2 separate regions of the Mus musculus genome follow, and region 2 is linked to region 1. The links are chromatin contacts, found by Hi-C or POLR2A ChIA-PET in ENCODE. All regions are on one chromosome and are shown on one strand. Each heading gives the region's core, a stretch centred on a gene start or an enhancer-like site at or near the end of the contact. The rest is flanking DNA. Distances are from core to core; before and after follow the strand shown.

Region 1 (3,437 bases), core at 917-3,416:
CTGGAGTGAACCGAGGGAGTTGCTGCCATTGAGAAGGGAGCAGGAGGTCCCACCCAGGGAAGCAAGATGATTTATGAGAGGAGCTACTTATTGAAGAATGGAAATTAAATCCCTAGCCAAGAGGGCATCGGGGATGGCACCTGGTGACTCAGAAGGAATGATAGAGGCTAGAGCATTCCCTTTGGGGGCAATTAATCCCAAGAGCCTAAGTGTGGGCATAAATGAGTTGCTCTGTCCCTCAGTCCTGCTTGCCTTAAATCATCTCAGGTTCCAGGTTCTGTCCTGCAAACCGAGGTGGGCCTAGGTCTCATTCCCTAACAGTGAAATCCAGTATGCTCTGCAAACCACAGCAAGCTTTTCCCACTCTCTACCACTTTCTCCAGGCTGCCTCTAGATTGTAACTCATTGAAATTGAAACAATGACATTGCAGTAGAAGAAAGCACACTTGGCACATCATCCCCCTACTCCCACAAAACACACACACACACACACACACACACACACATACACACGCACATACATACACACAAATACATGATCATGCATGCACACACATACACAGGCACAAACACATATATGCACACACATATATACATACATATACACACACACATGCACACACACATACCTAACATACATATATATACACATGCATACACATACACACATCCATACACATCATATACACTCAGGCACACACATTCACATATCCACACAGGCACACACACATGCACACACATACATACATATACACACACTTACACATACATATACACACTCACACATATGCACACACAGATACATGCATGCATACACATACACACAAATGCACACTCACACATACACACATACATATATACATAGGCACACACATACACATATATACACAGGCACACACACATACACGAACACACATACATATACATACATTCACATATATGCACACACATACACATATACACGCATACACGTACACACAAATGCACACTCACACATGCACACACATACATAATATACACACTCTCACACATGCACATACACACATACATACACATACATGTGCATGCACACACACAAATACACATGCATACATCCACATTCACACAGATGCAGACACAAATGCACACACACACACACACACACACACACACACACACACACACACGCACACTGCCACCCTGAACTAGTGGTGGCTAAATGAACAATAAGTCTCCATCACCAGCTTGGGGGGAGGTAGGTGGTAGTGTAGGTGCCCCCATTGTGTGATCATGTTCATTGTATGAGTTTGTCTGTGTTCATTCATCATAGTGACAGTCCCCATGTGGGTAGCAGAGAGTACGTGTGCATGCATCATCTCCGTGTTTGCTCATGAGTGTGTATGTCAGTGTGTTCCAGTCTTTCTGTGTGAGTGTCGTCCCCAATCCCCCATCCCCCCCCCCAGATCTCTAATTAGTGGTTTGGGGTTTGTTCCTTTTCCCTCCTGTTCCTTTCCTCAGCAGCGCGGCAGCAGCGGCGGCAGCCTCGGTGGTAGCAGCAGCAGCAGCAGCAGCAGCAGCAGCAGCAGCAGCAGCAGCAGCAACAGAAGCTGCCGCGCCGCTGAGTAGCAGCAAGGACTCCGAGTCAAGAGTAGGATTGTAGGATTGGATCTGAGTGGGAACAAGAGTGAGCTGGCCTGAGAGAGGAGCAGATCCCTCCCAGCGCCCTCAGGCCACCCATTGCCAGTAATCTTCAAGCCAGACCTCTTGAGAGGAGACGGGACAGCCAACCCTAGCCTACCCAGGTACAGACACTGGGCAGTTCTGGGGGACTGCCCACAGATGCCTATTGGATTCCTGGGGTATGTAGGACTCCCGGGTCTACCAGCCCTTTTCACCTTTCCCCATAGCACCCCCAAGGAAGCTCTGACAACTTGCCCATATTCCTGTTTCCCACCCGTCCCCTGGGCACCCCCTTTTCTTCTCTCCCTCCCAGATCCCTTCTTTGGGGAGCTCAGCAAATGGAGCAGGAAATTTGGACCCTCTGCCTCCCTCTCTCGCCTTCCTCATTGGATCCGGAGTCTTCTCCGCTGGGAAAGCTGTAATTAGAGGGTGGATCCCTACAGACAGAGAGCAGCCCCCCCACCCCCACCCCCCAGTCCCTTCTAACTTTAGATCTCTTCTCTCCCATTCTCCCATTCTCCCTCCCTCTCCCTTCTCCCTCTCCCACTGGCTCCTCGGTTCTCTCCATCTGCCTGACTCCTTGGGACCCGGTCCCCAGCTCGAGGATGGCGTCCTCTCTGCTTGAGGTAACTGTTCCCTTCCTTAAGAAACCAGCTACAATCTTCCTGGTCCTAATCCATGCCTACCCCACCCCCTCGGCTCACATCGACAGGAGCTGCAATGCTAGTCACTTCCAGGGTCCTCCTCATGAAGAGGAGTAGGGTCCTGGGAGGGGCAAGCAGAGGGTACAAGCAAGGAAGGGGAACATAGCCAGGGGTCAGAGGGCAGTCAAAGAAGAAAGCCAGGACCACGAAGGTCAGCTAAGCCACTGGCTGTGGGAAGTGAAAAGGCATTGGAGACAGGAAGGAGAAGAGATGGGCAGGGAAAACAGGTAGGCTGACAGCGGATGGTGTCTGAGTGAGGACGGAGAAGACTTCAGCTACTATTCTTTGGGTTGGGGGTGTACCATGTCTAGGGCTCCCACATTAAGCAAGATCTGGTCAGGTCTGTGTTGAGGAAAGAGCCTGGTCTGTTAGCTGGTGTGTGGGAGAGGAGGAGGGCAGTCCTGCATGTGGGGGGCTGGCCAGGGGAACTGAGCCCAGGACTGAGGGGGAAGCAAGGAGGAGGGACAGGGTCTGAGGCCGCTTGCCCGGCTCACAAATATTTAGCTTTCAGCCAAAGACAAACTAAACTCTATTTTGGGAGTGGGAGGCTCCAGGGAGGACTGGGCCACTTCCCCTCCAGGCTGGGACCCCAGCAGCTTTCCCTTGCCTCCCTGTTTCTGAAGATGAAATAACCAGGGTACCGTGTGAGTTTGGGGTCTTAGAAGCCATGTACTTTGTCGGGGCTCCTGGGGGACCCAAGGCACAGAGTTGGAAGGAAGGACTCAAGCCACTCAGAGCCTGAGTTCTTCCACGTCTCATAATGTTTCCGTGTCACCATCTCTAGGCTGCCTTCAGGGTATCTCTGAAGGAATCAGGGGTGAGATGATACCCCTTGGATGTCAGTGCCCTCCGGTAGCCTCAAATTGTCCCTATTCTTGGGGCCTTATCTCAGTCCAGTGTAGCGGCACAAATCTTTAATCCCAACACTTGGGAGGCAGAGCAGAAGCAGGTGAGCTTGAGGCCAGCCTGATCTACATAGAGAATTCCAGGATAGCCAGAGCTACATTGAGAAACCCGGTCTCAAAAACAAACCAACAAAATCTCTGTTCTGGGTGCCCTCACTCAGGTCCCAGG
Region 2 (3,473 bases), core at 570-3,069, 79 kb before region 1:
GGGCCAGGCTTCCTCCCCAGCAGAACCTCCAGGAGTGCCACAGAAGCCCACCCTCCTCCCACCGATGGAGCACCTGGGAGAAACGCAGCTCGGCCAGCTCTGGCAGTTCCTCACTGCAGTCTCCGCCTGAGCCGGGCTCTGGGTCTGACCCACCTTGCACTCTGCAGGCCTTTCGTTGTAGCAGGGCTGAAGTAGAGAAGAGCCTTAGGGTAGGTAGGGTGCACTGGACCGAGACAGACAAGGGAGCTATGTGGGAAGAGGGCATCTTGCAAGGAAATGTGGAGCTTCAAAAGAAAATGGGGGATCAGCAGAGCCTGGAGGAGGCTTCAACCTTTGGGGAAGTGCCTTGCTCTCATGGGGGGGGGGGGGGCGGGGAAAGGGAGGGAGGGATGGGAGAGATTAGTACCCAAGATGATGCTACTCAGCAACAACACGAGAAACATTCCCAGGAGCAGCAGTGCCATCCAGACGGGCCCACCTGGACAGCAAGGGAAGAAGGCGTGTGGGTGAGCACTGAACCTCTCCCCTCTTCAAAGAGATTGCTTTCCAAACCACCCCCATGCTGGTCACAAGCCCCCTTATCACCCAGTCACCAGGGCAACCAACTTCCCAAGGCCAAGAGGAGGGAAAGTTTGGGCGGGGGTGGGGTGGGGTGAGAACTGGCCCGGTTCTCACTCTGACCTATGCTTCTGCCCACTGTGGGCTCTAGTACCCTGGGGAAGGCAACTACCTGGGGTAGCCTGGGGCTCCTGGGGGCCAGGAGCCCCTTGGTTTCCCGAAGGAGGCAGATGGCTGTAATTGGCATTGCAGAAGTCAGTGCCACAGGAACACGTGAAGAGTGTGGAGCTGGGGTTCGGGTGGGCTCTGGGGACTGGGTCACAGTGGAGGGACTCACAGCCTGGCTCATCACTGTCTCGGCATCCTGAAGGGGTGGGATTAGGGGAAGGAGGAAAAGGAGAGAGAGTTCAATGAAGTTTGGGGACAGAGAACAAATCCCTTCTCTATCAAAGGCATCTGACATGCCTGTCTTCCCTCTACACATTCCACTTCTCCCCTTTCTTTTGGCTGCCTCCCTTAACCTAGACACACCTCTACCCTAGATTCTCCCCTATCCTAGACTCTCCCGTGCCCTATACTCTCCCCTGCCCTAGTCTCTCCCCTGCCCTAGCTCTTGTCCACCGTGTACTTGGTCATTCACCTTGCATCTCCACTTGTGCCCGGCCATGGGTAAGATTCCAGATCCCAAAGCAGCAATGGCTGTAGAGGCAGCGGATACCCTTGGGGGGGCCTGGTCCTGCATCTACCATTTCCCCCAGTGTCTTTGTGCTTCCCCGCACTCCAGGAGCCTCAAAGAACACACAGGTCCTCCTGTTTGGGGATACTGAAGTCCAAGGTGAAGAAAGGGGAGTCAAGGCAAGGACAAATAACAGCCAAAGATAGACAAAACATGATGTCCAGATCCCAGGTCAGTACAGCAGAAGCACAGGACTCTGGCTCAGCAGAGGCCTGAGTTCTGAACCCCGCCATGGGGACATGTGGCTCTGCCTTTCCTATTCACTCATCCAACCCACTGGCCTCCTTCAAGTGGGTGGCTGCTGCTTCAAGTACACCTTTTCCCTTACTGAGTGGTGTAAAGACCCCGCCCCGCTCTGTAGACTCTTACCTTGTGCTGCCGCAGGAAGCAGTGTCCAAAGCCCCAGTGTCCCCAGCATCCTGCAAAAGGATGCCAGCTGGACAGCATAAACCAGCAAAAACCAGCACAGCTACCTCAGCCAAGGCTTCCTACAAATACAGGGCACTGTGGGGCTTCCAAGCCTTCAATCCCCAACTCCGCCCCGCTCTGTCCTATCCCGGTCTCTGTGGGGGAGAAGGCTGCTGTGGGGGAGAGGTGGGTGTGAGGGAAACAGGCAGAGAAAGGGAGGAGCAGAGAATCAATCTTTTCTTCAGCTACCTCCTCTTTTTCTCCTCGGAGAGGGGAGGAAGGGACCTTGGCTGTCCAGCTGAGAACCCTGTGATAATTGACTACGAAATCTCTACCCCTACTGACCTTGGAAGAAGGTGCTGGACCTTCTGCCCTTTTTCAGAAAGATGTCAAACATTTAGGGCGCTCAGCTCTGTCCAAGATGGTTCCCATGGATGGAGAACTCAGATCTGTAGCATCCTGAACAGAGAAGACTCACAGATCAACTAAAGTTGATCTCATTTTTTTTTCTTTTCTTTTTTTTTTTTTTTTTTTTTTTTTTCAAGACAGGGTTTCTCTGTGTAGTCCTGGCTGTACTGGAACTCACTCTGTAGACCAGGCTGGCCTCGAACTCAGAAATCTGCCTGCCTCTGCCTCCCAAATGCTGGGATTAAAGGCGTGCGCCACCACCGCCCAGCTGATCTCATTTTTCAAACTCAAAAAATCAGAAAGGATATGAAAATTTTCAGAGTAGGCCTGGTGAGATGGTGCTGTGATCAAAAGCACTTGGAACTCTTGTGGAAGAACCAGGTTTGGTTCACTCACATGGCAGCTCACAACTCCAGTTCCAAAAGATTTGACATCCTCTTCTGGCTCCCATGGGTACCGGGCATGCATATGGTGTGCAGACATACATGCAGTCAAACACCCAAGCAAATAAAATAACAGCACGTGCACCTAACAACTCCTAACGGCTGAGCCATCTCTCCAGACATCCAAAATAAATAAACCTTTAGAAAGAGAAAAATGTTGGAAGTGGTTAGAATTCCAGCACTCAAGAGGCAGAGGAAGGCAGATCTCTGTGAGTGTGAGGCCAGCCTGGTCTACATAGTTCCTGGACAGCCAGAGCTACATAGTGAGACTCTTGTCTCAAGAACTAAAAACCTCAAAAACAAAACAACAACAACAAAAAAAAAACCAACTTGGGATGGAGAGATGGCTCAGCAGTTAAGAGCACTGACTGCTCTTCTGAAGGTCGTGAGTTCAAATTCCAGCAACCACATGATAGCTCACAATCATCAGTAATGAGATCTGACTCCCTCTTCTGGGGTGTCTGAAAACAGCTACAGTGTTACTCACGTATAATAAATAAATAAATCTTTAAAACAATAACAACAACAACTCAAAACTAGCTTAAAAAAAAAAAAGGAGCCGGGCATGGTGGCACACACCTTTAATCCTAGCACTCAGGAGGCAGAGGCAGGCAGATTTCTGAGTTCGAGGCCAGCCTGGTCTACAAAGTGAGTTCCAGAACAGCCAGGGCTACACAGAGAAACCCTGTCTCGAAAAAACAAAACAAAACAAAAGGTAAAGGGGCTGGAGAGATGGCTCAGTGGTTAAGAGCACTGACTGCTCTTCTAGAGGTTCAATTCCCAGCAACCACATGTTTGGCTCACAACCATCTATAATGTGATCTGATGCCTTCTTCTGGTGTGTCTGAACACAATGACAATGTACTAACATAAAATAAATAAAATCTTTTAAAAAATTAAAGTAAAATGATTAGATTGGT

What was found. A loop is a pair of places that touch in the nucleus more often than their neighbours do. ChIA-PET counts read pairs that join two places held with the same protein, here RNA polymerase II (POLR2A).
Region 2: a loop to region 1 is called in a map of regulatory T cell, with 1.9 times the contacts of the local background. The contact joins the promoter of Amhr2 here to the promoter of Sp7 in region 1. A Hi-C loop is called at or near these places in 5 of 37 maps with a recorded cell type or tissue (T-helper 1 cell, T-helper 17 cell, mouse trophoblast stem cell and 1 more). POLR2A ChIA-PET finds 5 or more read pairs at or near these places in 3 of 5 experiments (Patski and embryonic stem cell).

The regions. Positions count from the first base shown.
Region 1 is chr15:102,365,062-102,368,498 of GRCm38, reverse strand. It overlaps Sp7 (Sp7 transcription factor 7), which reads left to right and starts at 2,166. Exons shown (of 2, transcript NM_130458.4): 1 at 2,166-2,285. The coding sequence starts at 2,265.
Region 2 is chr15:102,443,713-102,447,185 of GRCm38, reverse strand. Amhr2 (anti-Mullerian hormone type 2 receptor) reads right to left here and starts at 1,819. Exons shown (of 11, transcript NM_144547.2): 1 at 1,664-1,819; 2 at 1,199-1,381; 3 at 731-922; 4 at 407-478; 5 at 74-186. The coding sequence starts at 1,712.